Linked DNA regions of Mus musculus: all the other regions are linked to region 1. The links are chromatin loops, found by intact Hi-C in ENCODE. Cell type or tissue: left cerebral cortex. All regions are shown on one strand.

Region 1 (8,000 bases):
AGACTCACCTTAGCTGCAGAGCGAATTCAACCCTAGCATAGGAAACATGAGCCTCTGTCTTGAAACAAAACAACCAACAGAAAAAAAACCCCAAAATATCTATCCACATCCTCTCTCTCTCTCTCTCCCCTCTCAACATTGTTCCTTTATTATTAATTTATTTTAATTTGACAGAGAAAGCTGTACATAAACACCATGGCACACAGGAGGCTCTGAAGCATGGGCACGCAGTGGAATGGGTAAATCTATGTAGCACGGGCAGTGCATCACACAGCCATCCCAGTAGCCAGAGCACCCAGCTAGCACCAAACCCTAGCTCTCAGAGCTTCTCGGGAGTTCAGTTTGCTCTAAGTAGCTGTCACCAGTGGCCCTGCTGCAATGAATCTCTGGACTTATTTGCCCTGTACAAGCAGTATGCACTATTCTAAGCCAACGGCTTCTGGCATAGCCTTCCCGCTCAAACCATCAATCACTCCCCAACTAGACACAGTAAGGCAGAGAGAGCCCTGTCCTGATGATGTAAGCTCAGCTCTGTAATTTCCCTACAGCTTGCTACTCCAGAGTCCAGAGGCTGTCTTTCCTACTTCCTCTCTTTACCTTCCACCCCCATTCCATTCTGTCCTCACAGAAACATGGAAGGATAATTGTACCAATGACACTCCTCCGCCAGTGGCCAATTGCACCAAACACTCTCTCCACGCCAGGCATCACACATTTTGATATTCATTCTTTTAAGCCTTGTAGCAACATGCAACCAAGGACCAGAATGGGCACCAAACCAAGTCACAGTGACTGAGCTGGGAAACTCAGTTCTTGACTTCTAATACCTCCTGTGCTATTTACTGATGGAGCTGAGGACCCAGTACCCCAAAATATAGCACCCTGACAAGAAGGATGAGGAGGGAGAAAGGATTTTCTGGTCTTCCTCTAAGCTGGAGATAAAACCCTCATGTGACAAGTATGCTCTCTGTACCCGAAGGGAAGGCATTTATTGCCAAGGACAAACAAGACTGAGAGGAGTCTGAGCTTACGGGCCTGGCCAAGCTCTTCCCATTGCCCTAAACTTAGCCCCCAGCCCCTCTCTGCTATCACTTTCTAGCTTCCCACCTTTTGGAAATCTGGCTACAGCACTCTGCTTAGCCATCCTCCTGGTCCTGCTTTCCCTGTAAGGGCTTCCACGTCACGAGACTTACATGTGATCAATCCATTCTCCTTTCTTTTGGTAATCTGTCCTGGCTTCTGCCACGAACTCAAAATGCAAGAGGGAAAAAAAGAGCCCTTTTCTTCCCCAGTGCTGAGGTGTAGGATCAACAGGTCCCCTTTCTAGCCCCTGCCTGGGCATTCTCTCACTCAACTTAGAGGAGTGAGGAGATGTGCAAGTTGCTCTCATAAGCATGCAATCTCCACCTGACATCTGTTGTCTTCATCCCCATTTTACAGATGGAGACTGGAGGCGCAGAGAGGCTAGGTTACACAGCTGGCAGGAGGTAGAACCTGAATTTGAAGGTGGGCTTGTCCAACCCCATATGGAGATGAGCATTCACCCAGGGCTACCCTCAGAACCACCTGCATCCATAATTCAACAGCGCCAAGGTCTAGCCTAAAACTTCTTGCTTGGGAGTTTTTCCAAAGTCCTCTTCAGGAGGTTAGGTCATTCAACATTCCCATTGCCCTCCTATTCCATTCTACACTGTCCCCACATCTATTTCTGTTCTTTAAGATCCTGTCACTCCACCTTATGCACTCGCTGGGAGACTCTTCCCTCAGGCACCTGTCCAACCAGTAGCTTTTTTGAGATCTCAGCTCACAAGCTCATTGCTTAAAAGGGCTAGCCTCCTCTGTCCATTCTCTCTTCCCAAAGGATCTTTACCTATCATGCTGTCCTGATTTCTTCAAAGCTTCCGAGTAGCTGAAGCCACTGTATTGGTAGATTTAGCTGAGAATTATTCACCCTCAATGCACCAGAATACAAATTGCATGTGGGCAGGGACCATATGGGTGGCTTGCTTCTCTGGATGCTGCTCTGCCCACAGCAGCTTCTCCGCCAGCTGTCATGGGGAACTTTCCTGCTGTGTGTACAAATACTGGACAGTACAACAGACAGAAGAGCTGCAGTGGCTCAACGGTGTCCATGAGGAGAGCTGGTGGAAAGGAAGCTGGGTGTTGGGCTGTCCCTCATGTTGTTCACTCAATCTTTCTCATCCCTGAGAACTGGAAACTGAGGTTCAGAGAGACGGGTCAAGGTCCCCCAGCTGCCAAGTGACAGAGCGGCAGTGAGAGTTTGGACCATTTAGACGCAGGCTTCATATACTTCAGCTCCACAGGGTTAGTGATTTGCTATGGGTGGTAACCCAGCAGCTCTGCCAACAATACCGTGAGTACAGGGCCTGTCCCGGCACAGTGAGGTAACTGCATGCTTGCAGGGAAGAGGACAGTCACACAGACACATGAAATCACCGTGTGTACACAGGACTGCTATGGGGCAGTTGTGACAAATTTATAATCTCATTTTCAGGGCTGGCGGCTAAGTATGCAGGGGAGGCCCCTAAGGAGTGCCCTTGTATCAGGAAAAGACTTCCATAGGCAGGGAGCGGCTTGGGGAGCACCCATGGACAGGGACTACCCTGCAAAGGGGGTGGGACTGGCTTTTGCTGACAATCACTGAGGTGGTTTGAATGAGAATGGCTCCCATAGACACATATATTTGAATGTTTGGTTTCCAACTGCTGGAACTGTTTAGGAAGGATTGGGAGGTGTGGCCTTGTTGGGGGAGATGTGGCACTGGGGGCGGGGCTTTGTGATTTCAGAAGCTGACGGCATTTCTAGTTTGCCCTCTCTGCTTTATGCTTGTGAACCAAGACGTAGTTTCTCAGCTACTGATCCAACGCCACACTCCCCTGCCTGGTACCATGCTCCCCATTGTGATGGTCATGGGCTCTAACCCCCTGGAGCTGTGAGTCCCACATCAAACACTTTATTTTGTAAGTGGTCTTGGTCATGGTGTTTTGTCATAGCAATAGAAAAGTAACTAAGACAGTCGCTGTTGACATCTAGTCACTGGTCATTCATAAGAGCTCTCACACAGGAACCAGAACATGGGGTGTGTGTTGCAGGGTTGGGGTGGGTGGCTTACTTTTTTTGTGGCTGTAGAACTTGTCCTCAGAACCATCCTTGGACTTCTTAACGATCAGTTTCCCAGACTCAACGTCCACTTTGAGATGCATTTTCTGAGGAATGCCCAGGGACTCTGACTTCACCTTCAGAGCATAAGACATGCAGTCAGTGGCTGGCTTTGGTGATGTCAACTCTGATTTATCTACATGGCTGGGATGGTCAATGTCCCGGGTGAGGCTATCTGGCTCGCTATTCCCAGGCTTTTCCCACCCTGGCCTGATAACACCCCTATATTCCATAGCATGCTGGAAAAATGGCTGGCACCGCGGCTGAGCCCAGCTCGCCCATGTGTAACCCAGCTGCTCCACCAACAGATTTGGTGGAGGAAACAGATGAACTGTTGGGAAATGGTTCATTCACTGATGAGTTTGACAACACTTATTAATCTGATGTGTCATCTACTTCCGGAAAGAATCTTAGCAATAGATTCACACTCTGGGGCCTTGTTACAACCGCTAATTGAACATCGACTGGTAATAATTAGGAAGACGATTCCTACGCAGACATGTTTAGAAAATGAAAAGCTAAGCTGGGTGTGGTGGAAGGTTTAGGTAGACTCAAGGAGGCTATTTGGGGGTCCTATCTCATGAAAACAAAAATAAAAACAAACAAAAAAGCCCCCCTAAAGCCAGGAGCAGTAGAGAAGTCAGGCAAGATGGTTTTGTGGGAAAAGGAATCTGCCACCAAGCATGGCAATCTGGAGTCAATCTCTTGGGACCCACACGGTAGGAGAGATCCACTCTTGCAAGCTGTCCTTTTCCTTCATATTCTCTCTCTCTCTCTCACTCACTCACTCACTCAGCACACACACGATAGACAGACAGACACACAGACAGACAGACAGACAGACAGACAGATGATAGATAAATGTGAAATTTAAAAAACCAAGGTGGTAAGAAGAAATGGAAATCTGTTTTTTGTGAGACTCCTCTCAGGGATGAAGAGGGCTTTGGGGTGGGCAGTGGGGTGTCTCATAAAGGCAGGACCAAGTTGAGCTGGAAGTACAAGAATCATGGGGGTCCATTAAGAAAAATACACCTGGGCTGGCGAGATGGCTCAGTGGGTAAGAGCCACTGACTGCTCTTCCAGAGGTCCTGAGTTCAAATCCCAGCAACCACATGGTGGCTCACAACCATCTGTAATGAGATCTGGCGCCCTCTTCTGGTTCATCTGAAGTCAACTACAGTGTACTTATGTATAATAATAAATAAACCTTTAAAAAAAGAAAGAAGGAGCTGGGCGTGGTGGCGCACGCCTTTAATCCCAGCACTTGGGAGGCAGAGGCAGGCGGATTTCTGAGTTCGAGGCCAGCCTGGTCTACAAAGTGAGTTCCAGGACAGCCAGAGCTATACAGAGAAACCCTGTCTCGAAAAACAAAAAAAAAAAAAAAAAAAGGAAGGAAGGAAGGAAGAAAGAAAGAAAGGAAGAAAGAAAGAAAAAGAAAGAGAAAGAACCACCTTTCTAGGTCTCCACTTAAGCCAGTCATTTTTAAGGAAATCATAAGAATTGTTTTCTCCCCCAAAAAACAAGAAACAAAAAACTAAAAAGCTGGGTGGTGGTGGCGCACGCCTTTAATCCCAGCACTTGGGAGACAGAGACAGGTGGATTTCTGAGTCTGAGGCCAGCCTGGTCTACAAAGTGAGTTCCAGGACAGCCAGGGCTACACAGAGAAACCCTGTCTCAAAAAAAAAAAACAAAAAAACAAAACAAAACAAAACAAAAAAACCAAACCCCCAAAACAAAAATAATTGTTTTCTCCCACTGTTCCTGTACCAGACACCATTTTATAGGCAACGTGTGGCCCTCAGTTTGATGTCACTTCTCCTTCCTATTTTAAGGAGGTTCATACCATCTTGGACCAATGGGGAGCTCTTTCGTTGCAGCCTCCCATGAGGGGTACTTCACTGGTGCATTTAGGCAGCGATTTTAGTGTTTACCCACTGCCCCAGCGAGGTGGCTGGCCTGACTACTATTCTCTGCCATTGAGTTCCTCGCTCCTCACAGCCTAAATCAAAAGCACTCTCTTCACAGGAACCGACGGCCAAATACTGCTCCAGAATCACTCACCTCAAAGGTGACCGGAGGGATAAGGGAACGCCTGTTGGTAGATTCTGAGCCCTCGTGCAGCAAGGACTTGACCTGTGGACAGCAGGAATGTCAGCGAGTCATAGGAATGCAGAACCTGGGACTTGGACACTCAGTGCAAATAGGGGACTGCAGAGAAATCAGGAGGTGCTACAGGACACCTGTGAGTACCTTATCTTCAATGGAAGACAGCAGACTTGTCAATTGGCTGAGTTTGGCAACCATGGTGATGGGACTGGCCTCTCCGGGCACCTGGGTAATGAAAATGAGAACAAGGTCTGTCTGAGGGTGAGCTGTGGGGTGGGCACTGGATACCTTCCTTGCTGGTCCTCTTTCCACCTTCTACCTTCCAGTACCATTATCACCCCGTCTGTAGACAAGGACATGATGGGGTGTGTATGTATGTGTGTGTGTGCACCCCAAATTCCTCATGGCCAAAAAAATAGATCTTCACTTCTTCCCTCTAACTCCACCTCACCCACAGTGCTTCTCACCCCACCTACACAGTCCTTAAAATCTCTGGGGCCGTCCTCGATCATCCATCACCTTCCCGCCCTCCTACATTGCCTGAGCTGCTGGTGTTCTTGTTCGCCTTCCAAAATATACCCATCCCCACAGCTTAAAACCCTCACTGGTCTCTTCCCACAGTAGGCTGAACCACAGGCAAGCTCCAAAGCCTGTCTCTGGAGGTGCTGCAGGCTTAGATGCTCCACTCTGAGCCTTTTCCTCCTCACTTCTGGTCTTCCTCCAGCTACTCTTGCTGAGGAGTAACCAGAGGCTTGGATTTCATCTAGGAAGGGCGCTCTGCCATCTAGATCTCAGATCCCATCAAGAGCTGCTCCCGGACTACTGCAGCTCAGGCAAGCCCTTCGTTGTCTCTGTCAAATCACCCTGCTGTGGTCTGTATCATTTGTGAGTTGTGTGTAAAATTCCCCTGCTAGAATGTGGACTCCATGACAGTTGAAACCACCATACTGTGTTCAGTGTTTTAACCCTGGTGTTTGGCCAATAAAGATACTTAAAGGACCTGTTTGGTGGCCATTACAGCTCAGAACCCTATAGTTACTTGTCTAAAGACAAATAGCTAATAAATTGCTATACCAGACTGGGACTGGTACCCACATATGCTGGACCTGACTCCAACCATATATTTATAGATTTATGCAAGGCTGAAACATGGGCTGCATGAGTGAAGGTCCCAAGTACAATCCCAAGCAACGAAGAAAGAAAGGTCAAAACAAAGCTAAACTCTACAGTATCTACCTTACCGTGGACATGCTTTCCTGCTGGAGAGGTGGAGCTAACAAGCTACCCACCCTTACCTAAGGATGTAAGATGAACAAACTTGATGTGTATATAACTAACTTGAACAGTAGCCCTTTATCCCAGCCCTTGCTTATGCATGGGCTTACAGGCTTGTACTGTCAAACATGGCCTTGGCTACACTGTTGAAAGGGCTTTGCAGGCCCGATACAGGGCACATGCCCTCCCTTGGCCAGCAACTATTTTGACTGTTGTGTTTCTTTTGAACCTCTCTAGCAGCACTTCTCTGCACTCCCCAAGGAAAGGGGCTCTACAGCGGCAAGAGTCAGTGCCCTTTCAAGATGCCAGGCATACTGGACATATCTGTTCCTTTTCTCCTCGTGTAGGGTAGGAAATTACTACACGGCAAGGGAAGGAAGAACTCTGGAGATGTCACTCTGAACTCAGGCCTGGAGCCAGTTTTCTTTCCTCTACCCCTTGTAGCAGGTCAGCCCCCTGGACTGTGAGATCTGAAGGCCTATCAAGATAAGACATTCTTGGGGGACTAACAGATAGCTTAGTGGTTAAGAGTACTTTCCAGTTTTCCAGAGGACTTGAGTTCAGTTCGCAACACCCACTGGACAGCTTACAACTGCCTAGAACTCCGGTTTCTGGGGGTCCAACACCCTCTTCGGAGTTCTGTGGACATCTGCACACATTATACTCTGTCTGTCTGTCTGTCTGTCTGTCTGTCTGCCTTTCTCTCTCCAAACAAGGAGAGCTGCATGTGGTGGCACATGCTTTTATTTCCAGCAATGAGGAAGCAGAGGCAGGAGGATCTCTGTGAGTTAGAGAGAGAGAGAGAGAGAGAGAGAGAGAGAGAGAGAGAGAGAGAGAGAGAAAGAGAGTGCAATATTCTCTGCTTTATGGGAGGTTAGGAATGAGACCTGAATTCTACTACTGGTAGAGGTTGCCACTCTGTTCTGCGTCATACTGCCCCTTGGACTTACCCTGGCCACTGCAGGCCCAACTCTGGAGACCTGGTCTCTCTCCTCACCTACTTCAAATACTTGGGGTGTGCTCTTCCATTCAAGCCACTTAAACGCTGGTGTCTGGCAGCATCCGTGGTGCCTGCACTACATTTGCTTTTACTTTCTTAGAAATTAACCCATCCTTCACTTCAAAGGCAGCAAAGAGCCAGTTTCCCCGGGCTGATGCATATTTTTAGTTGTATAAATAGAACACAAATACATTTTCCCTGTGAAATCTTTGTGGGAGACCAAAATAGGCCGCCTCTAAATATTCTTCTCTGGCATATTTCGAGATGGCTATTCAGAGCAACCTTAGATAGAAACAGCTCTGAAAAGCTGTCCTTTTGTAAAACAGATTATATCCAGCCCCATTAGTCAGTCAAAGGAGGTGGAGACGAGGGTCTCTGTCTGCCCTCTCCTCCTCTGACTTTTCTGGCACTAAGCAAGCTCATGTGCCCAGGACCCTTG
Region 2 (8,000 bases), 170 kb after region 1:
TTCCTCACAAATGAGATTAGAAAATCCTAAAGAACACCCTCCCTCCCTTTCTGGCAGAAGGCAATGAGAAATCAATAGTCTGCCATACCAGAGCTCACCCAGCCACACCTCAGACGGTACTAAGGTAGGCTCCAGTTGTGCGGAAGACTACCCATCTCTGATAGGTCCTCATGGCAGCCAGAGCAGAGCCCGGGATGGTAGTGATGAGGATGGCTATGGACCAGAGTTGTAAAGGGAAGGCGTTGAGTGGAGTCACACCCAGGAGGAATCACAAAGGCAGGGCTTGGGAAAAAGACCCAGGGGGTGGGAGGCTTGTATTTCAACTCCCATAAGGCCTTGAGAGAACTGTGCCTCAGGAAAGCACGGGTGAGTTTCAATGTCCAGATTCAGAGGGCTCTCTGCCATCTCTAATCCTCTCCTCACATTGAGTCAGGGAGAGATGGGGGATTATGTCAGCTCCTGCAACCTGGGGATGACAGATCCCTCCTGCTTTGCTTTCTTATCTGTCGCTGTGACAGAACACCCAGACCAAAAGTAATTTAGGAGAGAAAGGGTTTATTTTAGCTCAAGTCAAGGCAGGGACTTGAAGCAGCCAGTCACAACACATCCACAATCAAGAAAAGAGACAGGAGCATATGCATGCTTACACCACTTAGCTCAGGTTTGGTTTGGTTTGGTTTTCTGTCTAACACCGTTTATGGGAATGGCACAGTCAAAGGTAGACTGGGTTTTCCCACCTCAATTAACCTAGTCAAGACAATTCCCCACAGACATGACTGATGTAGACAAGCCCTCCTTCAGACTCTCTTCTGTGGTTGCTTGCTAGGCTGTGTCATATGGCAATTAAACTAACCATTGCCCCTTCCAAATAAAACAACCCTCCCTTCCCAAAGCCATCGCTGTTTCTCTTGAGTCCCAGCCGCTGTGCCTCCCACCTACTCATCCAAGAACAAGCAACACTTGAGGCTGGAGCAACAACTCAGGTGTTAAGAACACATGTTGCTCTAGCAGAGAACCCAGGTTCAGTTGCCAGCACACACATGGTGGCTCACAACCATGTAACTCCAATAATTCCATAATTCCGGTTCCAGGGATCCAACGCTCTTTTCTGATTTTGAAAGGTACCAGTCAAACACATTGGTCACATACATACATGCAGGCAAAATACTCATATACCAGAAAAACCAATAAACACAGCTGCCTCAAACCCCCAGGAACAGGTTCCTTATAACCAATGCCCACAGGTGGAGTGTGGAGGGGGCCATGCTGGGGAACACTGTGTCCCACCCTCACCCTCAGGTACCTACAGAACTGGCCACACTACTCTTGACTTGAGATATTTCTCTCCTTATCCTCTCGTTTTATCTGAGCGCTGTACTAGCTAACAAACAGTAGGGTGCAGATCTACTTGTGGGTAGGGAAATCCTACTGCAGTTTCTGGAAACTTCTCCTTAACTCCCTCCTGGCAGCGTTTGGGGGTCGCTGGGAAAGATTTGGTCCAGCAGAAAGACCCACTCAGGAAAAACGTCTGCAGTGGTGGTGGTGGTGGGGGGGTTTCACACACACACACACACACACACACACACACACACACACACACACACACACACACACCTGAGAGTCAAGAGCAAGAGTGCAGGAGAAATAACTGTTTTCTCTCCAACTGGGAGTAGAGGGCATATATTCCCAAAGCATGATCTAGGAGACTGAATTGTAATGGGCAAGGGATGGGACAGAGGGTCGCCTCGCCCTCCCCTTCAAGAAACCCGGGGCGGAGCTATGAAAAACGACCCACTGGCAAGAGGGGAGATAGGCTGAGGCAGCTCTGTTCCCTCTGTCCCCGCGTCTCCCGGCACCCGGCGGCCGCGGGGGAGGCAGGCGCTGCGCGGCTCCGGTCCATGTGGGGAGTCACCGCCCCCTGGTCCGGGTGCACCCGGCCCTAGCGCCCCCACCTCGCCGCCGCCGGCCTCGCCCCCGCCGCGCGCGCCCCGCCCGCCTCCCCCGTTGCCGTGGCAACCCCGGGAGCCTCCAGGCGCGCGCTCGTCCGCGGGAGCGCTCTACAGCAGCGGCGGCGGCAGCTCCGGCTTGAGCCGCGCGCGCTGCGACCTCACTCAGAGCCCGCGCATTGCCCCCGGCTGGGCCCTGGGCCCCCCGCGCGGCTCCCCACCAGCCCCTGAGCCTACCCGGTCGCTGGTCCCCATGGAGCTGCTGGCTGCAGCCTTCAGCGCCGCCTGCGCCGTGGACCACGACAGCTCCACCTCGGAGAGCGACACGCGCGACTCGGCGGCGGGACACCTGCCGGGCAGGTGAGGACCCGCTGTATCCCGGCCCCCGCGCAATGTCCCCACGTACTCCCTCACACTCGCTCCCTAGGCGATGATCTCGGACCCCTGCGGCCTATCCGGGTCCTCGGCCCCCGGGCTCCTGCTGCCCCCCACTAACTCTAATCCGACGGACCTTCCCCCTGGGAGAGCCGTGCGTCCTGTTCCAGGTCACTAGCACCCAGTCCCAGCGTGGGATGGCCTCCTGCACCTTGTCCCTGGACGCCCAGAGTGTGCGCGTCCCGCCCTTCGCCCCTCTCTGCGCTCCCAGTCTCTGGAACTGGAGGACAGAGCCTCGAGTGGGGCCAGGGGGCACGGGACGGCTAAGGGAGTGGGGTGGCAGCGGGCTGGCAGGACCCGTTGGGGCGGCCTTCCGCGCTGTGCAGCGGCTAGGGTACGCCAACTTTCCGACGCCTGTCCGCGAGCTCGAAAAACATGAAGGTTTGGGCGGACTGGTGTAGGAGTGAATCACCCCGTCGCGCCCTGGTATGGTGACAAAAAGGGTTTGTCGGGCTCGCCCGGTCCGGACACGTGGCGGCCACTGTGGCCCCCCTTGGCTTGGAAGCTCTTAGGGGCAGTACCCTCCAGGCAGCAGCCGCTTGTGCTGACCGACAGTCGCCTCTTGCGATCTAGCCAAGGTGTGTCGTTGCTTAAAAATAAACAGCCGTCGCTCTCCTCCTTCTCTTGCAGCGAGTCATCCTCCACCCCTGGAAATGGAACCACACCCGAGGAGTGCCCAGCCCTCACCGACAGCCCCACCACTCTCACGGAGGCCCTGCAGATGATCCATCCCATTCCCGCCGACTCCTGGAGAAACCTCATTGAACAAATAGGTGGGTCCAGGGCAGGCAGCGACTCGTTTGGACCATGAGAGCCTGGTGGCTTCCAGGGGACCCTGGCTGCTGGGCTGACTGGCATGCGGCTTTTGACATGACTAGTTCTAATGGTTTCCTAGGCAGAACTGCCGAGTTTTATTAGTGCTGCACCACTGAGCTAATTTAGCTGGGATTGTGGTGTGTTTGTGAGACTGAGTCTCACACTGCAACCCTGGCTGGCCTGGAATTTACTCAGTAGCCCAGGCTAGCCTGGACCTCACCTCCTGCCTGAGAACTTGAGTTCCAGGGTTATGAGCTTGAGACTCTATGCTGGGCTTTAGCAGTGGGTATTGATCTTGATGTCTCTTGGAGAACACTCTTGGTCCAGCCCTTTCCTGTAGAAAACGTTGTTTCCAGAATGGAGTAGCTGGAGAGAGAGAATGAAGTCTTCCTTGACCTCAACAGGGAGGTCCTAGGAGGACCTGGAAGGTAGCCAAGGAATTAAAGCTGTACTGGGAAGCTCTGGGTAGAGCAAGGCTGGCCCTGAACACATGAGTAGAAGCAAAAGAGGCCCGAGTACATTCTGCGTCCCCCCTCCTGCCCCCTGCCCCCCACCCAGAAGACTCTTCCAAAAGGCTGCCAGGATGGTCCTAGGGAACGGCACTTAGCGGGTCCTGCTCCTCCAGAGCTGAGAGGAAGTTCTGTGAGCTGTTGGAGGTTTGAGGCATTTGTACTTCTAAACTGCTCCTGACATCAAACTGTTCCTCCTGTTATCCCCAGGGCCACCTGTGACCGGTTCTTGTTAATCCAGGAACGATGCTAGCTGCTTTGAAAATATTCTGGGATGTTCTCAAAGCCATCAGCAATCTATTCTTTTAAATACAAATTTTAGATTTTAAAAATATGACGCGTAATGATTATCTCCCACTGCCAAACCCTGTAAGGGACACAATGTCTCCAGAATTGAAGTGGAGCAGGCCCAACTGTAGGGAGACTTCTTAAGGAGGCTACTCTTTTGAGCTGGGAGCTTCCTACCCTGGCCCTGGGAGGAGAGAGCTGGAGGCTGGGAGATCCATCGCTGCCTGAGGGTAAACTGAACCCACTCTGGTTTCTGTCTCTGTGGTTCTCTAGCAGTCAGGCTGAGGATGCTGGGGGTGTAAGTGTGTCGTCGTTGTCTCTGGCACCTAACATGGTGCTTGGCATGTAGAAATTGCTTGTTAAATAATAACTGAGTAGCTTGCCCTTTACAAGTAGGCTTGGAAGATTTAAAGGAAACTGCTTTCTCTTTAGGAAGATAGATGCAGAACGGCTGGGTAGAGGGCGCTTTAGCTGGAGGAGCTGGGAACTCCCCTTCTAACAGAACAAGGCCGACCCAGTAAGGATCATTTCAGTAAGAGAACAAAGCCTCTCTACTCTGCCTTCATATCCCATAAGCAGGAGCTTAGACTGGGAACGTTAACATCCACGGGAAGGTGTGCTTACTGTTGGCACACATAGGAAACAACCATGAGACCTTGAACCTTGAGGACAGTAGTGGCACAAGATAAATCTATTTATATGAAAATTAGAATTTAAGACAAATAAAAATGAAAGATTATGAAAAAATGGTTAGACAGTTTTCATCATGGTAACCCCAGGATGGCAGGAGCTGGAGTATAGCTGGTGTCCTTTGAATGGTCTAACATGGCCACTGTTGAGTATTTGGCTGGAAGTAACAGTATGCAGAAACAACCGGTCTTCTGCAATGAGAGTGATCCATCCTGGTTAATCCTCAAGAGGTAGAAAGTTCAAGAGTTGGTTCTTTTCCCTACACAGTCACCCAGCTACATTTTCTTCATTCCCTTCCTTCTTTGGCTTTTGTGTTACAAGGTATCTGTTGTAGTTCCGGGCACCACATCTTCAAGCCAAGGTCTGTAATAGCAGGAAGGATAGTTTGCCTTCATGTGTCTACTGGAGATAGCTACTGTCTTAGTGTTCTATGGCTGGGAAGAGACACAATGACCATGGCAACCCTTAGAAAAGAAAACATTTAATTGGGGCTTCATTACTGGTTCAGAAGTGAGTCCATTATCGTCATGGCGGGGAGCATGGCAGCAGGTAGGCAGGCATGAGCCAAAGAAGTAGCAGAGAGCTACATCCTGATCCACAGGCAGGCAGGGAGAGATACTGAGCCTGGCATGGGCTTTTGAAATGTCAGAACCCACCCCCAGTGACACACTTTCTCCAATAAAGGCCACACCTCCTAATCCTTTCCAGTAGTTGACCAATTGGTAACCAAGCATTCAAATAGATGGGCCTCTGGGGGTCACTATTATTCAACTAACTACAGATTCCTTTTTTTTTTTTTTCTCTTTTCTTTTTTTTTTTAAGATTTTTTTTTTTTGTATGTGAGTACACTTTTGCTGTCTTCAGACACACCAGAAGAGAGCATCAGATCTCATTACAGATGGTTGTGAGCCACCCATGTGGTTGCTGGGAATTGAACTCAGGACCTCTGGAAGAGCAGTCAGTGCTCTTAATCACTGAGCCATCTCTCCAGCCCCTTCTTTCTTTCTCTCTTTCTTTCTTTCTTTCTTTCTTTCTTTCTTTCTTTCTTTCTTTCTTTCTTTCTTTCTTTCAAAGAAACCCTTAGATCTGTTCTGGGTCGGCCTTATCCTCTCTTTCTGTCTCCTTGGCTGGTATATTAATCCATACCTTGCATTGGATATCTTGGTATATTATGTATTGTGACAAAATACCTGAGGCTAAGAACTTTATATAGAAAAGAGGTTATTTACTGGACATTTTTAGGTGTAAGAGCAGACCATCCATTTCTGTTAGCTCTAGTGAGGTCCATGCCACACACAGGAAATGGTATCAAAGGCGACGACACCATGAGAGGGAAGCTAGAGAGGTCTAGGGCCAGACAGTTGATTTTAGAACAATCTCTTCTTGATCTAAAGCTCTGATGGAATGTTCAAGAGGAGAGGCCTGTGTTTGTTAATTACCTTCTCTGAGGCCCCTCTCCACCATTTGGCATGGAGACCAACCCAAAGAGCACATGAGCCTTTAGGGGGAAATGCTACACCCCAATCTTAACACTGGTAATGTATAAACAGTTAGATGGTTCCCCTCAGAGATCTGCTGCCAGCCAATAATCCCAGTGGATCTGTGTCTAGTGAGAGCCGCTCTCTCTGCTTCATGGATCATGAAGGAGTCCCACATGGCAGGCAGAACAATGAAGAGCCCTCCAGCCTCTGATGAATCTCATCCAAGAAACCCAATTCCCCAAAGGCCTTCCCTCCTAATACTGTCACATGGGCTTTAGATCCCCTCATAGGGATTGGGGATGGGAGGGGGAGCATTCAGACCTCTGTCCCTCAATGGCACCGAATGCAGGTACTGAGCCCACCACCACTGGTGAGAGCCTCCATCGGACCCCACCTACTTCCCTGAGCACACAGTGTCCAGCCCAGCCCTCTCCTCCCCAGTGGAAGGCAGGGGTGGGAAGGGACAGGGAAGAGGCGGCGTCCACTGTGCAGCACTTTCAGAAATACCATTTCCAACACAGCTACCCACAGTGCTGGTATTTTTGTCTCCTTCCAGCACATGTGCCACCAAGAAGTCTTGGGTAGTATTTGCCTGCAGTTTGCTGGCTATGCCATGTGTCTTTCTGAGCCTTTAAAACATGCTAAGTTAGACACTTCCAGGAAGCTTGGAAATGGTGATTTTTAAAAGGTGTTCAACCATGACTAAGTACCCACTCTGCTAAGTTACCGTGAGGAAGCTCCAGCAAATATCGTCAGAACGACGACTGGATGATAATTAGCTTGGAGGGCCAAGGAGGGGGCAAAATGCTGGTCACACAAGAGTGAGGACTTGGGTTTAACCTCTAGAATCCACTGAAAGTTAGGCATGGCAGCACATGTCTGTAATCCAGATACAAGAGTATCCCTGGGGTTCACTGGCCGGCTAGCCTAACCTATTTGGTGAGCCCTAAGCCAATATGGAATCTTGTCTGAAAAGAAAAAAAGAAAAAAAAGAAAAAAACCCAAGGTGTCCAGGACCTGAAGAGTGACACATGCCCTCCACATGCAAGCACACACACATGCACACACATGTGTACTCCAACATACACAGACATGCATGTGTGTATGTTGAACTGGTTTCTGTGTTGACATTGGACTATCCTTGGAGCGCATCAGCTATGGGTGGAGTTTGGCTCCGACTCTAATGCTCATTAGCATCCCTTCGGCCAGTGAACTACATGTTGCATTCTGTAACTAGTACAACTATTAAAAACACCGGATCTGAATCCCCTGAAGTTGGGGCTGTCCTGCCTTGCTGTAAAGGCTTCATGATGTACAGTCACAGAGTCACCGAGTGCCGGAAGCAAATGATGTAATCAGCGGGATGGATTTGTGAGGCTCCCGCCAGTGACTGCAATTTCTCCAGCCGCTGTCAGGATTCCCACGGTGATCAGTTTCTCTTTCCCCCCTTTCTGCTGTTTGCATACTTCCAAGCTGCGCAGAGAACGAATGGTGCCCCATGTCCATGCTGCCTCCACAGGGAGAACTTTGCAAGGATCCCACTTAACCTTATGCCTGGGTAAAGCTCCATGCCAGTGTGTCCAGCTGCCTATTGGGGCTCCCCTGCCACCCCAAGTAAACTTACATCTCTTTGTCACCCCAGCCTTCTGTTCCTTGCTTCTACCAATGGTGCCTTCAGACCACTTTCTAAGCTGGTTACTTGAATATTGATCCAGCACCAGCCAGCTGCCAGGGCTTGTCTTCTACCCTGTAACCATGCCATGAGTTAGGGCCTTGGCTCTGCCCTGCCCCCACTTAATTGATGCCCTTGTAGTCCTGGGAACTGCCATGGCCCC
Region 3 (8,000 bases), 49 kb before region 1:
GAAGGTGTTATGCCTTTCAAGTTACTGGTAAGATGGCTCACTGGGTAAATGCATTTGCCACTAAGCCTGAAACCTGAGTGTGATCCCACACAGTGGAAGAAATTGGAAGGGGAGAATGGACTCCCACAGCTGTTCTCTGATCTCCACACGAATGTTGTAACACTTGTATGCACATGCAAGCATGTGTATGTGTACACACAAACAGACAAAAAAATAAATGTAATTTTAAAGAGAAAGAAAAAATCCATGGGCTATGGATGTAGCTTCAGTTGGTAGACTGCTTGCACAGCATGCACAAGGTCCTGGGTTTGACTCTCTAAACTGGGCATAGTGACATGCATCTATTACCCTAGCACTAGGATCAGAAGTTTAATGTAATTCTTGGCTATTCCGAGAGTTCATGGCCAGCCTTGACTACATAAGACCTTGTGTTTTTTAAAAAATGCAGTCTGATTGCTGCTATAGTTCAGTGGCAGAGCACTTGTCTAGCATGCAAAAGGCCCTGTCTGGTCATCTTTGCCAACATCTATAGAAATTAGTGTCCATATTTATTGTTCCAGTGCAAGGTGGGGAGGAGAATGGGCTTTCAGAAGAAAGACTTTGACCTCCACAAACCTTTTTTGGGGCCCTATGTGTGATTCTGCAGAGTGGAGATCTGCCTAACACCCAGCCAGCTCCAGGGTGATCTCCCTCACATCAATGCACACTGAAGACTACATTAGTTATTTCTTACTGTTTCGATAAAATATTCCAGCCAAAGCAAATCAAGGAAAGAAGTGTCTTTTGGGTCACAGCTTAAGTCCACTATAGAGTGGAGTAGTAGTGACAGGATGTTGGGTGACTGGTCACGTTGCATCCATAATCAATACGAAGGGTGACATAAATGCTGGTGCTCAGCTAGCTTTCTCCTTTCTGGGCTATCCAGGATCTCAGTCCAGGGAATGGATCAACCACACTTAGGGTGGGTCTTCCCACCTCAGTTAACTGAATTCAAACAATGCCTCACAAGGAAGCCCAGAGGCTAAGCTACCTAGGTAATTCTTCACAGGTCTACCCAGAGGCTTGTCCCCTTGGGTGATTTTAGAGTCTGTCAGGCTGGCAATATTAACAATCCAGGACCGGGGCTGGAGAGATGGCTTAGCAGTTAAGAGCCTTAGCTGCTCTTCCGGAAGACCCAGGTTCAATTCCCAGCACTTGTATGGCAGCTTATAACTGTCTGTAGCTCCAGTTCCAGGGAACCCAACACCCTCATAGATATACATGCAGGCAAGACACTAATGTACATAAAATAAAAATAAAATTTTAATTAAAAAAGAAATCTCAAGGATTGAATTTTCAGCCCCGAGGCCAGAACTTGCCTGCTATGTCCTAAACCAACATCTGGGAAATCTTTAGGAAATCTTGGCGTCTTGAATACACCTCTGTAAGAAATAAGCACGCCCATGCAGAAGCACTCATATCCATTCAACTCTTAGCAGACATTTGGGCCTGAATCACTCTGGAACCCACCCAATTCAGCAGCCAGAGCAGCTCCTGAGTTCTTCTAGCTAAGGGACATGTCAGATCCCAGATGAACCACCTACTTCACCACAAACAAGAAAGAGGTTGGAAATGAATTCCTTTTCTCTGACTGAACTTTCTCTTTTCAGTTAAGGGAAGCTATCTATTTGCATCTCACCAAAGCTGCTTCCCTGAGAAATAACCAAAGTTACTTCCTATGGATTGAGTCCTGTCCCTTCCTGATCCATACGCAGAAGCTCTGAGCACATTATAACTGTCTCTGACATAGGGCTGACGTTTTATAGCTACTAATAGGTTACTACAGATTTTGTACCCAGGTTAGAGGTATTTTAAATAGCCTATCTGGAACAGCTTTCAGTTACAATTTACTCTCCTTAACTAAATCAGTATTCTGACGATATTTGGGAGCTTAGTGTATGGCACCCGGGATTAGTAATTACTTTATATAAAATAATGGATCCCCATATACCTAAGTCCAATAGAGGGAATGGTTGCAATTCTTTCTACTGAGCTTTCTATTGCTGGAAGTCAATAGCTAACAGGTTAGCAGAGACAATGGAGGATAGGATCTGGCATGCTCGGGGGGCACTGCTTTCTGTTTTTTGTTTTGTTGTTGCTTAGAGTCTGATGCCAAGATGCACAGCAAATTAAATGGCAACAAAATGTGTTTTTGCAACCAGCAAAGAGCAAAGGTGCCTTTAAATTTAGCATTCTGATTTCTTTATTTTTTTTTTTAATTCCGGCACATAGAACACGCTGTGAAAAAGAAATCACAGAATGACATAAAACAACCTCTCTGTCATCTGGGAGGCTATATTTAGAGTCATCTCTAAATGTTTCTGCGCCACTGGGACTGTGGGAAAGATTTTCCTTTTCATTATGCAACATTATGAGCAAGAACCAAGAATGTAAGACAGCTAGTTTTAATATTTTTTGTTAACACCATATTGTTGAATGGTGCAGTGCCAACAGCAAGGGAGAGCGGGTGCAAAACCTGCTGTCCATCTGCTGTGGGATGAATGCTAATGGTGTGAGTGGAAATAGGAGACTGAGGAGCCTAATGGGTCTGCGCTTTGGGCTAGGGAGACAGTTCAGTGCAAAAAGTTCTTATAATACAAGCATGAGAGCCTAAGTTAGGATCTGTGGAACTCATATAAGAGCTGGGGCTGTGAATGCCAGTGCTGGGAGTGAGAGGGTAGACACCATGTATACACTCGGTGACTGCTGAATCTAACAGGAGCCAACAGTGAGGTTCAGATGCAGTCAGAGACCCTGTCTCAACATATTTGGTGGATTGAGATTAGAGAAAGAAGATATTTAAAGTTGGTCTCTCACCTCCCCAGGTGGACACATATGTGATTGTGCATACACACACAAACACACACACACACTCACACACAGTCTGATGCACACTCTGAACTCTGAAACACAGAATCATAGGACGCATAGTATGAGAGTTGCCATCAAATAAGGCTAGTGCTCCCAGGGGCTGACCCTAAGAAAGCAGGAATCACAGAATTTCTAGAACCTCCTGGGCAGGTTGAGAGCCACTCTCTAGTACTGAGGTATTCTAACTTGGGGATTATTCCCTCCAGTCTTCTCACACAGGATTCTGAGATGTATTGATTTATCACCCTCCTCAGAACAGCTCACCAGAACAGCTTCCACTTGGGCTAACACAGAGAGTGGTGCTAGAGTCTTGCTGTGGAAGATGGGATGCAGTGTGTCAGGGAACTGTCACTCACACATTGGAAGCTGAGGGCTGAGAAGGCTTTCTGGATTGTTTTTCTTTTTTTTTTTTTCTTTTTTTTTCTTTTTTCTTTTTTCTTTTTTTTTTATTAGGTATTTTCCTTGTTTACATTTTCAATGCTATCCTAAAGGTCCCCCATACCCACCCCCCCAATCCCCTACCCACCCACTCCCCCTTTTTGGCCCTGGCGTTCCCCTGTACTGGGGCATATAAAGTTTGCAAGTCCAATGGGCCTCTCTTTCCACTGATGGCCGACTAGGCCATCTTTTGATACATATGCAGCTAGAGTCAAGAGCTCCGGGGTACTGGTTAGTTCATATTGTTGTTCCACCTATAGGGTTGCAGTTCTCTTTAGCTCCTTGGGTAATTTCTCTAGCTCCTCCATTGGGGGCCGTGTGACCCATCCAATAGCTGACTGTGATCATCCACCTCTGTGTTTGCTAGGCCCCGGCATAGTCTCACAAGAGAGAGCTATATCTGGGTCCTTTCAGCAAAATCTTGCTAGTGTATGCAATGGTGTCAGCATTTGGAAGCTGATTATGGGATGGATCCCTGCATATGGCAATCACTAGATGGTCCATCCTTTCGTCACAGCTCCAAATTTTGTCTCTGTAACTCCTTCCATGGGTGTTTTGTTCCCATTTCTAAGAAAGGGTAAAGTGTCCACACTTTGGTCTTCGTTCTTCTTGAATTTCATGCGTTTGGCAAGTTGTATCTTATATCTTGGGTATCCTAAGTTTCTGGGCTAATATCCACTTATCAGTGAGTACATATTGTGCGAGTTCCTTTGTGATTGGGTTACTTCACTCAGGATGATACCCTCCAGGTCCATCCATTTGCCTAGGAATTTCATAAATTCATTTTTTTAATAGCTGAGTAGTATTCCATTGTGTAAATATACCACATTTTCTGTATCCATTCCTCTGTTGAGGGGCATCTGGGTTCTTTCCAGCTTCTGGCTATTATAAACAAGGCTGCTATGAACATAGTGGAGCATGTGTTCTTCTTACCGGTTGGGACATCTTCTGGGTATATGCCCAGGAGAGGTATTGCGGGATCCTCTGGTAGTACTATGTTCAATTTTCTGAGGAGCCGCCAGACTGATTTTCTGGATTGTTTTTAAACAGAACAATGTGAAAACATTCAAGATTGAAAGGTTGCATTTAAAGTGTGATCACTTTCTAGGTTCCTATTACCAGAACAATTATCCTGGGTGTGGTTTCTTTGGTGTTATAAAGGGTTAATTTTACTTAAGGCAGTTACTTAATGTGATTTTTTTTAACCCTTAAAAAAAATGGGAAATGTATACAATTGTTAATGACATGGAAGTGTTTCCTTTTTCCTGAGGAAAAGTGAATTTCTTATCAGAATATCTGGCTGGCCCTGTAATTTAAATTAAAATAAAATTTTGGAGAAACTGAAAAAGAAAGAAAGAAAAGAAAAGAAAAGAAAAGAAAAGAAAAGAAAAGAAAGAAGGAAAGAAAGAAAGAAAGAAAGAAAGAAAGAAAGAAAGAAAGAAAGAAAGAAAGAAAGAAAGAAAGAAAGAAAGAAATGACCGTCAGAGCGGGAAGCATGCTTCATGAAGGCCGTGGTGGGGTCAGGGCCAGGGCTGGCTTTCATTTTCTTACCTAGCCTGTTTGCTAGCCTGCTTTATCTCAAGTATGGATCATGCATCTAATCCTTTGAGAGGCCTTTTTAAATTTTACTTATTTATTTATTTTTTTAACACATGAAATGGCATGACCAGGTATCCTAGAAAATCTAGAATAGCTGCTGAAATTCAGCTTCCCAGGCACCACCTAGACCGAGAGAATCAACTACCTGTCAATCATCCTGGCAGGGCCTAGGAACCTGCATTTATATAGGTACCTCAGGTAATTGTATGTAAAGCCAAGTCAGACTGGCCTTTTCTTGAACTCAGAGCCTCATGCACAGGTGAGAGTTCTACCACTCAGCCACACCTCCAACCCCCTTTAGACACTTTTTATTTTTGAGGCAGGGTCTCGCTGAACTATCCAGTTCTCTTTGAACTTCCTCTGTAGCCTGGGCAGACTTTGAGTTTGCATCCTTCTGCCCCAGCCTCCCAGCAGTTGGGACTCTCGCCAGGTATGACCACACCCGGCTGCATGTCATTCTTTTGAGGAATTCAGAGGAAGCCCAGAAGATCCTCATAGCTTGCCCTCATGCTTTACAGATGAGCTAGAGAGAGCTGCCCCCACAGAACGAACACAAACCTTTGCACGGCAGCAAACTGTGAAACCCCCAGCCTGGCTCCCACCTGGCGCTCCGTGTACTCCTGGGCCCTGCTGCTTTGTGATCAGGTGGTATTTACTTGAGGAGTAAAATCTTCATATTAACAGAAGCAAAACATAATTAGAAAAAATCTGTTATAAAAACCATTCTGCTTTCTAAGCCAAATCTAAATGACTCTGGGGTAAGGCATGCCAGAAATTCTACTTCGTTAGCTGGTGTAATTAAATGACTGCCATGCCAATTGTTGGCACTGTCTATTTTCTTAAACTGTTTGGACACTTGTTCCCCGTACCCCCTTCCCACACTCCTAATATACGTATAGTATGAGAGTTGCCATCAAAACGCTCTTACTCATGTTAGTAATGGGATGTGCTTGTTCTCCGCCCACCCTCCCTGAATTCCCTGCCTTCTCAATGTGCTCTGGGTTGCAGGCTAGCTCCCGAGGGCCTCTCACTAAGCAGGCTCCCCCAAGCCTCTCAATTCTGCTGGAGGATGAACAACGGGAAGAACCAGAGAGAGGTAAGAGGATAGAAGAGAAGAAGCCAACATATCTTTAACCAATACCTTTTTTTTCTCTTTCCTCTTGGATTCAGTTTCTTCCATTGCTGTAGATCATCCTGGGCTCCAACTAATTGGGTAACACATACCACACCCATCAATCCCAAGAAGAGTGAAGGCTTTGTGCCCTGTGGTCTTCAAGTGCTTTAACGTCCATGGCTGGGTCTTCAACTCTGCCTGCCTCCCTCTCTCCTCCTCTCTCTTCCTCTCTCCTCTCCCCCTCCCCCTCCCTCTTCTTCTTCCTCTTCCTCCCTCTCCCTCTTCCCTTTCCCTGCAACTACATAGTGAGAAAGCAAGCAATTTCAATGGGAAAACTACTCCTAGATGTAGCTACAGCCCAGCCTACCTGAGCTCTCAGCTGGCAGACATCACCACCACCACCACCACCATCTCATGAGACTTTGGAAATTTGTAAATGAATGACCATCCAGGTGTCTGCAGCCCCACTCTCCAAGAGAAGAGTGAAGCTGAATGGGGTGAGCAAATGCATTGTTATGAAAAACTGCCAAGCCATGGGCAGTTTGTTACCAGCACCAGATGACTGCAACAGAGGCTGTACAGCCAGACTCCTGTCTTCAAAACTGGCCTGCAGGTGACCCCATGTATATGAGAACCAGGGAGAGGATTCGAAGACAATAGATCCCCCATGGGGAGAGTTCAGACTGTAATATTTTGACCCTGTGTTTTGTACGTTGAACCTAGTAGGTACTTAATACATTTATATTTTGAGTGAAACAAAGAAGCCACTTGCAATGACAAATGGTACCCAAGTAGTAGATGTTAGCAAGAATAAATCACAGATATGGGTGGATTGATGGCACTAAGGCTTCACTGGGTTCAAAGCCTTGATAAGTGGGTGTTGCAGGTTCAGATCTGAGCTATTTTGCTCTGTTTAATACCAAACACAACCAGGAGATAGCTTAATAGTATAGTATAGTATAGTATAGTATAGTATGGTATGGTATGGTATGGTATATCTATATGTGGGAGTGGGGGTGGAGATAGGTTTAAAAGCTGGATGTGGAAGTTTTCAGAGAGAATGCTGTCTTCTTGTAACAGAACAGGACCTTAGCTGTTGTGACAACCCCAGAATGGGCATTGGATACACAGGGCAGGGTGGGAGGGTGGAGAAAGATCAGAGAGACACTTCTGGTGGCCAGCTAACTAAACAGCTGAACCTTCATAACAAAGATGGAAAAGCATACTTGTATGCCGTTGGCTCTGTAGTTTGGGATGTAGCAACCACTCATTGCCCAAGACTCTCAGTGAAGTCTGCTTCCCGGTGTGACCTTCTCTTGGTGGCATTTGGGACTGAAGGAAATGGACAGGGTCTGGCTCGGGGCAGGAAAGGATCAGAAGACCAGAGTCAGGGAAGAAATACGAATGTAGAACTGGAAACCAGTACAAGAAGCATAGCGTCCCAAGAGCCCTGTGTCTTACCATTGAACCCATATGCAAGTGAATACTGTACCACTGAGCTCTGTCACCAGCTCACGACTCCCCCCCCCCCCCACCTCTAAGTGGTTTCCCCAGAGACAAAAACATATAGCACAGTCCTACTCATGGTGAGACAAATAAACTTAAGTTTCTTTTTCTGTGGCTGTGACTGGACTGCTTGCAGGCTACTGTCCACCATGTTGGGGAGGTGTAGTGGCCGAAGCATGAGGGGACTGGTGACATTGCATCTACAGTCAGGAAGCAGGGAGAAGGAGCTCTCTTCCTTCCCTGGTTTTTCATTCAGCCCAAGGGGTGCTGCTGCCTGCTGTCCGTATTCAGGATTTTCCTCTTCTGCTAAGCCACCCCTCTGGAAACACCTCACAGATAAATCCTAGAAAACTCCCCATGGAGTCCAGCTGCCAGTGAGGCATCACCACCACAGTTATCTAGCTCCACCCACGACTCTCCTCATCCTTCACCC
Region 4 (8,000 bases), 150 kb after region 1:
GCTGGGGAACAAACCCAGGGCTGCTGGGTGCTAGATGAACACGGTAGCCCGAGCTATGCTTACAGCTGCTTGTCTTACTTGTCTAACAGTGACTTAATGGCTTGTGTTTTTTCAAGCCACAATTTCCTTTTGTAAAAACTATCTATTCTCCCACAATATAGGAATTTGGAGATGTAATATTCACCGAGGAGTGGAAAAGGAAGTTATGGTGCCACTACCCTAGAGAGATTTTAATAAATTGCACATGTGCACATGTGCACATGTGGTGGCTCTTTTTCCTGTGCACTTTATGCTTGTTTTCCCTCCATAAGACAGATCTTCCTATTTGATCTTTTCTTGTCTATTCATTTATCACAAACCCCTGTGTTCTAAATAGTTTTCTACACATGGATGGAACAGCCAGCTATACTGTGTGCTGTAGTGTAATGGGACTTCAGTGTTTTCGCCTATCAGTTAGAATTTAATTTTGCTACTTGTCTTAGGCAGAGTTTCTATTGGTGTGATGAAACACCATGACCAAAAGCAAGTTGGGGAGGAAAGGGTTTATCCAGCTTATGGTTCCAGATCACTCTTCATCATCAAAGGAAGTCAGGACAGGAACTCAAGCAGGGCAGGAACCTGGAAGCAGGAGCTGATCAGAGGCCATGGAGGGATGCTGTTTACCGGCTTGCTCACCCTGATTTCTTACAGAACTCAGGACCACCAGCCCAGGGACGGGCACCATTCACAACAGGCTGTGTCCTCCCTCATTGATCACTGACTAATGCCCTGCAGGCTTGCCTGCAGTCAGATCTCATGGGCAGGTTTTCTTAATCACAGTTCCTTTTTCACAGTGGGTACCTATGTGGTTCCTATGTAAAAGCAGCCTGAAGATCATGTCAGAAGTTCCTTCGTGCCTTCAGGGACCGAGGTTCTTTCTAGCATCCCACTCTGTCATCTTTTAAGATGACTGCCAGAGCTCCATGACATCACAGCTACAGTTCAGGAGGGAAAACGGGAGGGATGAGTGGTTGATGTTAACTCTCTGTCTAAGTGGATTCCTTGGAGGCTGACCAGCTGACACTACTTGCATCTCATTGGCTAAAACCACATTGCAACGACCTTTTGCAAAGGCCGTTGGGAAAGGAGTTGTTCCATGCCAAATCCGATTCTCTCCCTCTACGCACTGGCTTTCACTCTAAAGCATCTCGGTTTCTCGGCACCGCTCTAATTTGTATCTCTGTGCTGACTATGAGGTTGAGTGTCATTTCCATGCATTTCCTGGTTCTCCACTGACTTTCTATTGGGTGGTGGCCATTCAGGTCATTTGCCCATTGCTTGTGTATTTATTTTTACATTTGTAGTTCTTTATATGTCAAAAAAAAACAACCCAAAACAACAACAACAACAACAACAACAAAAACAAACCCAAAAACCATGGCCAAGCCAAGCATGGTGCTCGTGTCTGTAATTCCAGGACTCAGGACACAGAGACAAGAGGATCAGGGTGGATTCAGGGCCACTTAAGCCTACATGGCGAGGTCCAAGACAGTCTGGGCTACAGAGCAAGACCTGGCTCAAAAAATCCAAAATAAATCAGAACGTTCCTGTCCCAAGATGTACACTGCAAATATTTCTACCCATGTATCATAATTTCCTGCATTCTAGTGAGCATAGATTTTTAATTTTGCTGACATTAACTTATCAATGGTGTTCTCTTAAGGCTCACTGTTGTGTTTGCTACTCATCAAATACCTAACTTCCATAGACATTCATACCTCAAGTTCTGCCTCTCTGTCTCTCAGTCCATATGGCCACCCAGCTGCCTTAGCGCCATTTATATGAACGGCCTTCAGCTCCTGTCAGTGAGTAATATCTGTGCCTTGTCTTTTATTTATTTATTTATTTGTTTATTTATTTATTTATTTATCTTCCTTTCTTTTCTTTTCTTTTTTTCTTTCTTTCACTTTTTTTTTTTTTTTGAAACATTGGTCTCACTATGTAACCATGCTGGCCTTGAATTCACTACATAGTCTAGCTTGACCTTGAATTCATGACATTCCTGCTTCAGTCTCCTCAATGCTGGGGTTGCAAGCATGAGCCACTGTGGCCAATTTGTTGATTTTTTTTTAAAAAAGCTCCACACTATGTGCATATGGGTGGGTTTATCTCTAGACTTCTCATTGGTCTTGTTGACTACCTTGTGCCAGAACCACACTGTCTTCAATTCTGTAGCTTTGTGCTTAAAATCTAGTAGTGTGAGCCCTCCTACATCATTCTTTTTAAAGACAGGCCTGACTATTTTAAGTTTTGTGTTCCCATATAAATTTTAGAATCAGGATGTCAATTGCTACTCTCAAAAATATGCGGTTGAAATTGCTTTACCCTTACAGATGAATCTGGGGATCCTTGGCTGCTTCAATTGTTCAGTCCATGAATAAATCCCAACTTATTTAGTTGGCTGCATCCCCTCTGTTCAGATGCTTTAAAAACTAAGCCAGTGATGATGTGTAGGTCTAGGATGCGTTTTATACAGATTTTTAATTCTCGTATGTGTTATTCATATATGCATGTGTGTTCTGGAGTTTATGTGTGTTCATGTGTGTGACTATAGGTGTGTGTACTACGGTGTTCCTGTGGTGATCAGAAGATCACCTGGGGTGTCCTCACTTTCTACCGTGTTAGAGCAGAGTCTCTTTTTCTATGTAAGCTGTGCTAGTTGGCCTGCTCACTGGCTTACAGTGATGGCTTACAGCAAGCTTGCAAGGATTCTCCTGTCTCTGCCTCCCACCTCTCCATGGAAACACTGGGATCACAGATGTGCACAACTGTGTCTAGCTTTACATGGACTCTAGGGACCTCAACTCAGGTCCTGGAGCTTTCCTGGAAGGTGTTTTATCCCGGAGCCATCTCCCCAGCCTGGATTTATACATATTTTAATTAAATTTCTTGCTTTTAAAAAAATCTTATTTTACACACTAGTTTTTTCTATGTCTGCTTTTAAAGTATTTATTGATGAACAAAACACATTGGTAGTGCACAAAGATAGTTATCTTGTCAGTTGGGGAGAAGTGGTGAACTCTTACACGTTCACCTGGTATTCCATGATAGTGACAAATTTGCTTATTCTATTTTTTTTTATGTCACTGTCTTAGTTAGGGTTGCTATTGCTGTGACAAAACACCATGACCTAAAAGCAAGTTGGAGAGGAGAGGGTCTGTTTAGCCTATATTTCCACATGGCTGTCATCACCAAAGGAAGATGGGGCAGGAACCTGGAGGCAGGAGCTGATGCAGAGGCCATGGAGTGGTGCTACTTACTGGCTTGCTTCCCCTGGCTTGCTCAGTCTGCTTTCCTATAGAACCCAGAGCCACCAGCCCAGGGATGGCTCCACTCACAATGGTCTGGGTCCTCCCCTACCTACCGACTGATCAATTGATCAATTGATCGATAGTTGAGAATTTGCCCTACAGCTGGATCTCATGGAGGGATTTCCTCAACAGAGGCTCTTTCTCTTAATGACTCTAGCTTGTGTCAAGTTGACACAGAGCCAGCCGGTACAGTCACTTTGGGTTTTCTATGCTCTGAATCTTACCCTCTGTCTCCTTTCTCTTGTTTTTCGGGACTCTTTGAAGCTCTTGTTTCTCCTGACATATAGCACAGTCAAGTAAATCCTCAACAGCAATAATGTTGAATCGATATAGCTCTGATAGACATCTTTGTTCATTCCCTGCCACAAATCAGAAACCTATTCAGACTCACTCAACAATTAATTATAGAAAAATCCCAAAGAATCTAAGTCTAAGAAACGAAGCCTATCTTCACAGGAACTGGAGCAGCATCAGGAACCAGAAACACCCAGTCAGTTTCTCTGGGGCCCTTCCCTCTTGCTTCTCTTGTGAACTGCTCTGTTCTCCTCATTCTCTTTGTACAACTGGGAATTCTTCTCCATTTGCCCATAACCTAAATGGCAGCCCTTGCCAAGTTAACCTTTCACCTTGACCTTCGAAGGGAGAGAAATTGGTTGTCCACCTTTGGGTCAGGTATCTACCTCTATGCTGGTTAGGTAAAGGAACAGGGGAGAGGATTAATGGGCCATCCCCATGTCATCAGTAGGACCTGGGTCTACAAGACCCAAGGATAGGGGCTAAAGAGATGGCTTGGTCGTTAAGAGATGTTCTTGCATCATCAGGTAACCAACCACACACGTATGATATATATTTATAACTTATATGTATATAATATACTTATATATATATAATACACACACACACCCACATATATATATTCACACCAATACACAGGCATTGAAATAAATCTTGAAAGAAACAAAAAAGTCAGGGAGAACCAGGCAACCCTTGGTGTATCTATTGTTATCTGTTAGGGTCTGGATCTCGCACGAGAGAATACTAAAGGATGAAGAATACTAAATGCATGAAGTAAAAAGCTACAGATTGAGGTAGGGACAGCAGGGACTGCTGGCTGCAGGTTAGAGGACTAGTTGGCTAGGGTCTTCAGAATGGCTGCAAGAACCACAGGCCTTTAGTCTCTGAAAACTTGGGGGTAGGGTTGCTGATAAGAGGCATGCATCGCTTTATGATCAGTACCTACCCACAAGGTTCTAGAATTGTCTGCAGCTCAGACAATTACGGAGCACGATTCCATGTACTGAGTTACAGTGATGCTGGGCGAGGTGATCAGAAGGAAGCACAGTCAGGGCAGAACACTGCTCCTTACAGAGAGACACTGGAATGGTGCTTCATTTGCTGAGCTAACTGTAACACATCATTATTAGAATCGGTGTTGTGTGACTTTTCCCAGCGAGTGTATTTCTATTAACCGTAGAAACAGAGGTCAAAGGTAGATCAAAGCAATGATTCTGCCAGGTCCAGTGCGGTGATCCAATGGGTCTCCTGGGGTTACTTACAGGAGCATGGGTCAGGAGTTATTTGCAAGAACACAAGAGCATCAGGTAGGAACATCACAGAAAATCCTATCCCAGCATGGGCAAACAACTCACAAAACTACATTGCCGGAGTGCCCCATGCAAGATTCAGGCAGCTACACCACCAAAGGCTCCTCTCCTCCTCGTTCCTGCCAGCTCCCAGCCATGGTTTACTGCTTATGTAACTTGACTAGGTGGAGTCAAGTTCCGTGACTAACATCTACTGATCCATCTCAAACACAACCACTGCCATGAATTCTCTAGCACCACTAAAGACTCCAGTGTGGTACTGTGAGTCTGAAGTTCTGAAGCTGGACAAGGACCAGGTTCCATATTGGAAACTGTTTCCATGGAAACACACAAATGGCACAAACAGTTACTCTGGGGGCAGCTTGTTCATCAGTGCTTGCTCCAGTTGTTGCTACAAGAGAGCCTTACAGTAACAAAGTTTCTTAAAATAAAACACAACAAAAGTGTAAACAAGCCCAGAGACTTAAGAAGTAGTAGTAACTAACTGTAGCAATGTAGCCACTTTTTTAAAAAGATTCCTTTTCCAGTCAGTACACTGTGGACCAGAGGTGGGTGACTAGGAAGACTGTAGGGAGTAGGAGTGGGGTATCAAGTTTTAAAAGACAAGCAATTTTGGACACGGGTCAAATATTTCAAGATGCTAAGAAATGGTTGTTTATTTCCTCGGACTCTCTCATGATATGGCAGTTATTTTTTTTTCCCAGCCATGTGTAAGTCTTTGCATCTTTTGGAGAGACACCCTGGAATATTTCAGATGGGACAAAATGATGTCCAACATTTGCTCCAAAATAATGCAGGCTGAGGGAGCAGTGGGAGGAGCGGAGATAAAACACAGGCCTTGAGCAGGGAGGGCTGTTGGGGCCTGGGGTACATGTTTGAGACGTTCCTCATAGTTCTCTGTCTACTTGAGTGTGATTGAAACATCTCCATAGTAAAAAGTTTGAGGTTTTTTTTTTTTAATTAGGTTCATATTGAAAGCTTTTTAAATTGTTGTTTATTTGATTATTAGTCATTCTGGACTAGAACTGGTGGGTGCTCAGGGCACTAAGCTACATGCCACATTCTAAAGCTTATTTGGAAAACAAAAAACAAAACTTAAAAAAGAAAAACAAATGGTGCAATTTTTCAGAGAAGCTGCCCAGGTCATGGATTCCGTAATGTCTGCTTTCCCATGGAGCCCATAACCACCATCCCAGGGTTGGCACCACCCACAATAGCTTGGGCCCTTCCCCATAAATCACTAAGAAAATGCCCTACAGTCTCGCCTACAGCCAGATCTTATGGAGGCAGTTTCTTAATTGAGGTTCTCTCCTCTAGATGACTTTAGCTTATATCAAGTTGACATAAATATCCAGCACAAAGGACTTGCTAGCCTATGCCTTATAGCTCACATTTCTACTGCCAACTGACGTGACAGTGACCATTTATTTAGCAAGGGACATACAAACCAGCCTTCTCCGTGTCCACATGGGAAGCAGCTGAGCTCCCCACACAGGCTGCCCCTTTCTGTGACCCTCCAGCAAAGCATCAGAAGATTCCAGACCCTCAGCTGTGGAGACTGAAGGGAGGGTGGTTTCACCTATGAACGTCTATTTTTACACAGTCTGTGACTTACATTCCACAGCTTGAGATGCTAATTTCATATACTTTTGACAGCTGCGTCTTCTTTGCAGAATTTCTAATCTTTTTCCCCCCTCTTCCTGATGTTGAAGAGACATGCTTGCCCTTCCCCACAAGGCCTTAGAGATGTGGGCTTTAAAAGGTCACGTACCTCTCTCAAGTGTGACCCTAGAGGTGAATGAGTCTCTCTGGCCATCTGTACCTGCAGCCAGGTGTGGTAGGGGAACAGACAGGGGCTGAGAACTGCAACAACTCTAATGGAAAGTCCTGGAAGGCACAGTCCATGGCCTCACTCATCCCCTTTGCCATGTAGTAATACTTACACAGGCTGGGCGGAAGCTCCATGGTAAATACTGCATAAAGTGGGCGGGCTAGAGCAACCCTGTAACCCCAGCACTCCAGAGGCAGGAGAGGGAGCAAGAGCTCAAGGTCGTCCCAGACTGCATAGCGACTCAGAGGCCAAAAGCAGGCTGGTCAGTGGTGTCACTTGCCTTTAATCCCAGCATTCAGGAGGCAAAGGCAGGTGGATCTCTGTGAGTCTGAGGCCAGCCTGATCTACAGATTGAGATTCAGGACAGCTAAGGGCTCCCGGAGATGGGCTAAGAAGCCACAGTAACAAATCTGTCCCTTTAACAGTGAGAAAGGTGCTGGGCTCAACAAGGCATCCTGCTCCAAGTGCAAAGCCTCCAAACAGTCATAGAAAACACAAGATCTCAATGTGAGCAAAGTGGCGTTCCCTATTGCTGTGTCCAAGTACCAGACAAAAGCAGCTTAAGGAGCTGTTTCCTTCGGCCGCAGTAGAGGGGATACGGTCCATGGGAAAAGCATGGCGGCAGGAGCTTGAGACAGCTCATACTGTGTCTGCAGTCATGTTGTAGACATAGTGTGTGGGCTCAACTCACTTTCTAGGTTGGTTTGTTTGTTTAGTCCAAGACTTCAGCCTAAGGAATGGTTCTGCCCACAGGGGAGGCTCTTCCTAGTCCAAGTAACCAAATCTAGATAATGCCTCACGGACATGACCAGAGGGTTGTCTACCAGGTGATTGTAGGTTCTGTCAAGACGGCAATCAATGCTAACGACCACACAGACACATGAAGGAAACCTCATGTACCTTGGAGCAAATGCAGAACCAAAACTGGAGTCTTCTCTCCAGTCCTGGCCCGATTGCCCTCGTGGGTTTCAGGGATATGGGGAATTCAATCCTACATCTTTTTTTTCCATTTTTTATTAGGTATTTAGCTCATTTACATTTCCAATGCTATACCAAAAGTCCCCCATACCCACCCACCCCCACTCCCCTACCCACCCACTCCCCCTTTTTGGCCCTGGCGTTACCCTGTACTGGGGTATATAAAGTTTGCGTGTCCAATGGGCCTCTCTTTGCAGTGATGGCTGACTAGGCCATCTTTTGATACATATGCAGCTA

Evidence for each region. Peaks named below come from ENCODE experiments on the same cell type or tissue, not always from the same donor. Only the 100,000 strongest peaks of a DNase experiment are listed, where the experiment ranks them.
Region 2: a loop joins it to region 1, with 2.1 times the contacts of the local background. A loop is called at or near these places in 3 of 42 quality-filtered maps.
Region 3: it touches region 1 in a loop (4-fold over the local background); 2 of 42 quality-filtered maps call a loop at or near these places.
Region 4: a loop joins it to region 1, with 4 times the contacts of the local background. A loop is called at or near these places in 2 of 42 quality-filtered maps.

Annotation. Positions count from the first base shown.
Region 1 is chr1:87,679,000-87,686,999 of GRCm38, reverse strand. Inpp5d (inositol polyphosphate-5-phosphatase D) reads right to left here. Exons shown (of 27, transcript NM_010566.3): 7 at 5,431-5,511; 8 at 5,242-5,313; 9 at 3,134-3,257. Among named protein-coding and RNA genes, the nearest start is that of Gm33470, 42 kb to the left of the region's middle. In left cerebral cortex, a CTCF peak has its summit at 4,323 (motif pointing left); DNase peaks (open chromatin) are centred at 1,220, 1,999, 5,883, 7,743 and 1 more place; H3K27ac peaks cover 5,737 bases.
Region 2 is chr1:87,504,399-87,512,398 of GRCm38, reverse strand. It overlaps Ngef (neuronal guanine nucleotide exchange factor), which reads left to right and starts at 2,037. Exons shown (of 13, transcript NM_019867.2): 1 at 2,037-2,306; 2 at 3,012-3,154. The coding sequence starts at 2,200. In left cerebral cortex, CTCF peaks have their summits at 1,392 and 4,432; DNase peaks (open chromatin) are centred at 3,936, 4,345, 6,665, 7,433 and 4 more places; H3K4me3 peaks cover 5,444 bases; H3K27ac peaks cover 6,689 bases.
Region 3 is chr1:87,727,855-87,735,854 of GRCm38, reverse strand. Gm33517 (predicted gene, 33517) reads left to right here. Exons shown (of 4, transcript NR_157047.1): 4 at 6,118-7,287. Among named protein-coding and RNA genes, the nearest start is that of Gm33470, 7.0 kb to the right of the region's middle. In left cerebral cortex, no CTCF peak of the experiment used is centred here; DNase peaks (open chromatin) are centred at 1,523, 2,438, 3,128 and 5,828; H3K27ac peaks cover 2,949 bases.
Region 4 is chr1:87,531,486-87,539,485 of GRCm38, reverse strand. It overlaps a transcript of Ngef not described here. Among named protein-coding and RNA genes, the nearest start is that of Gm46099, 16 kb to the left of the region's middle. In left cerebral cortex, no CTCF peak of the experiment used is centred here; DNase peaks (open chromatin) are centred at 2,322, 3,579, 5,183, 6,407 and 1 more place; H3K27ac peaks cover 710 bases.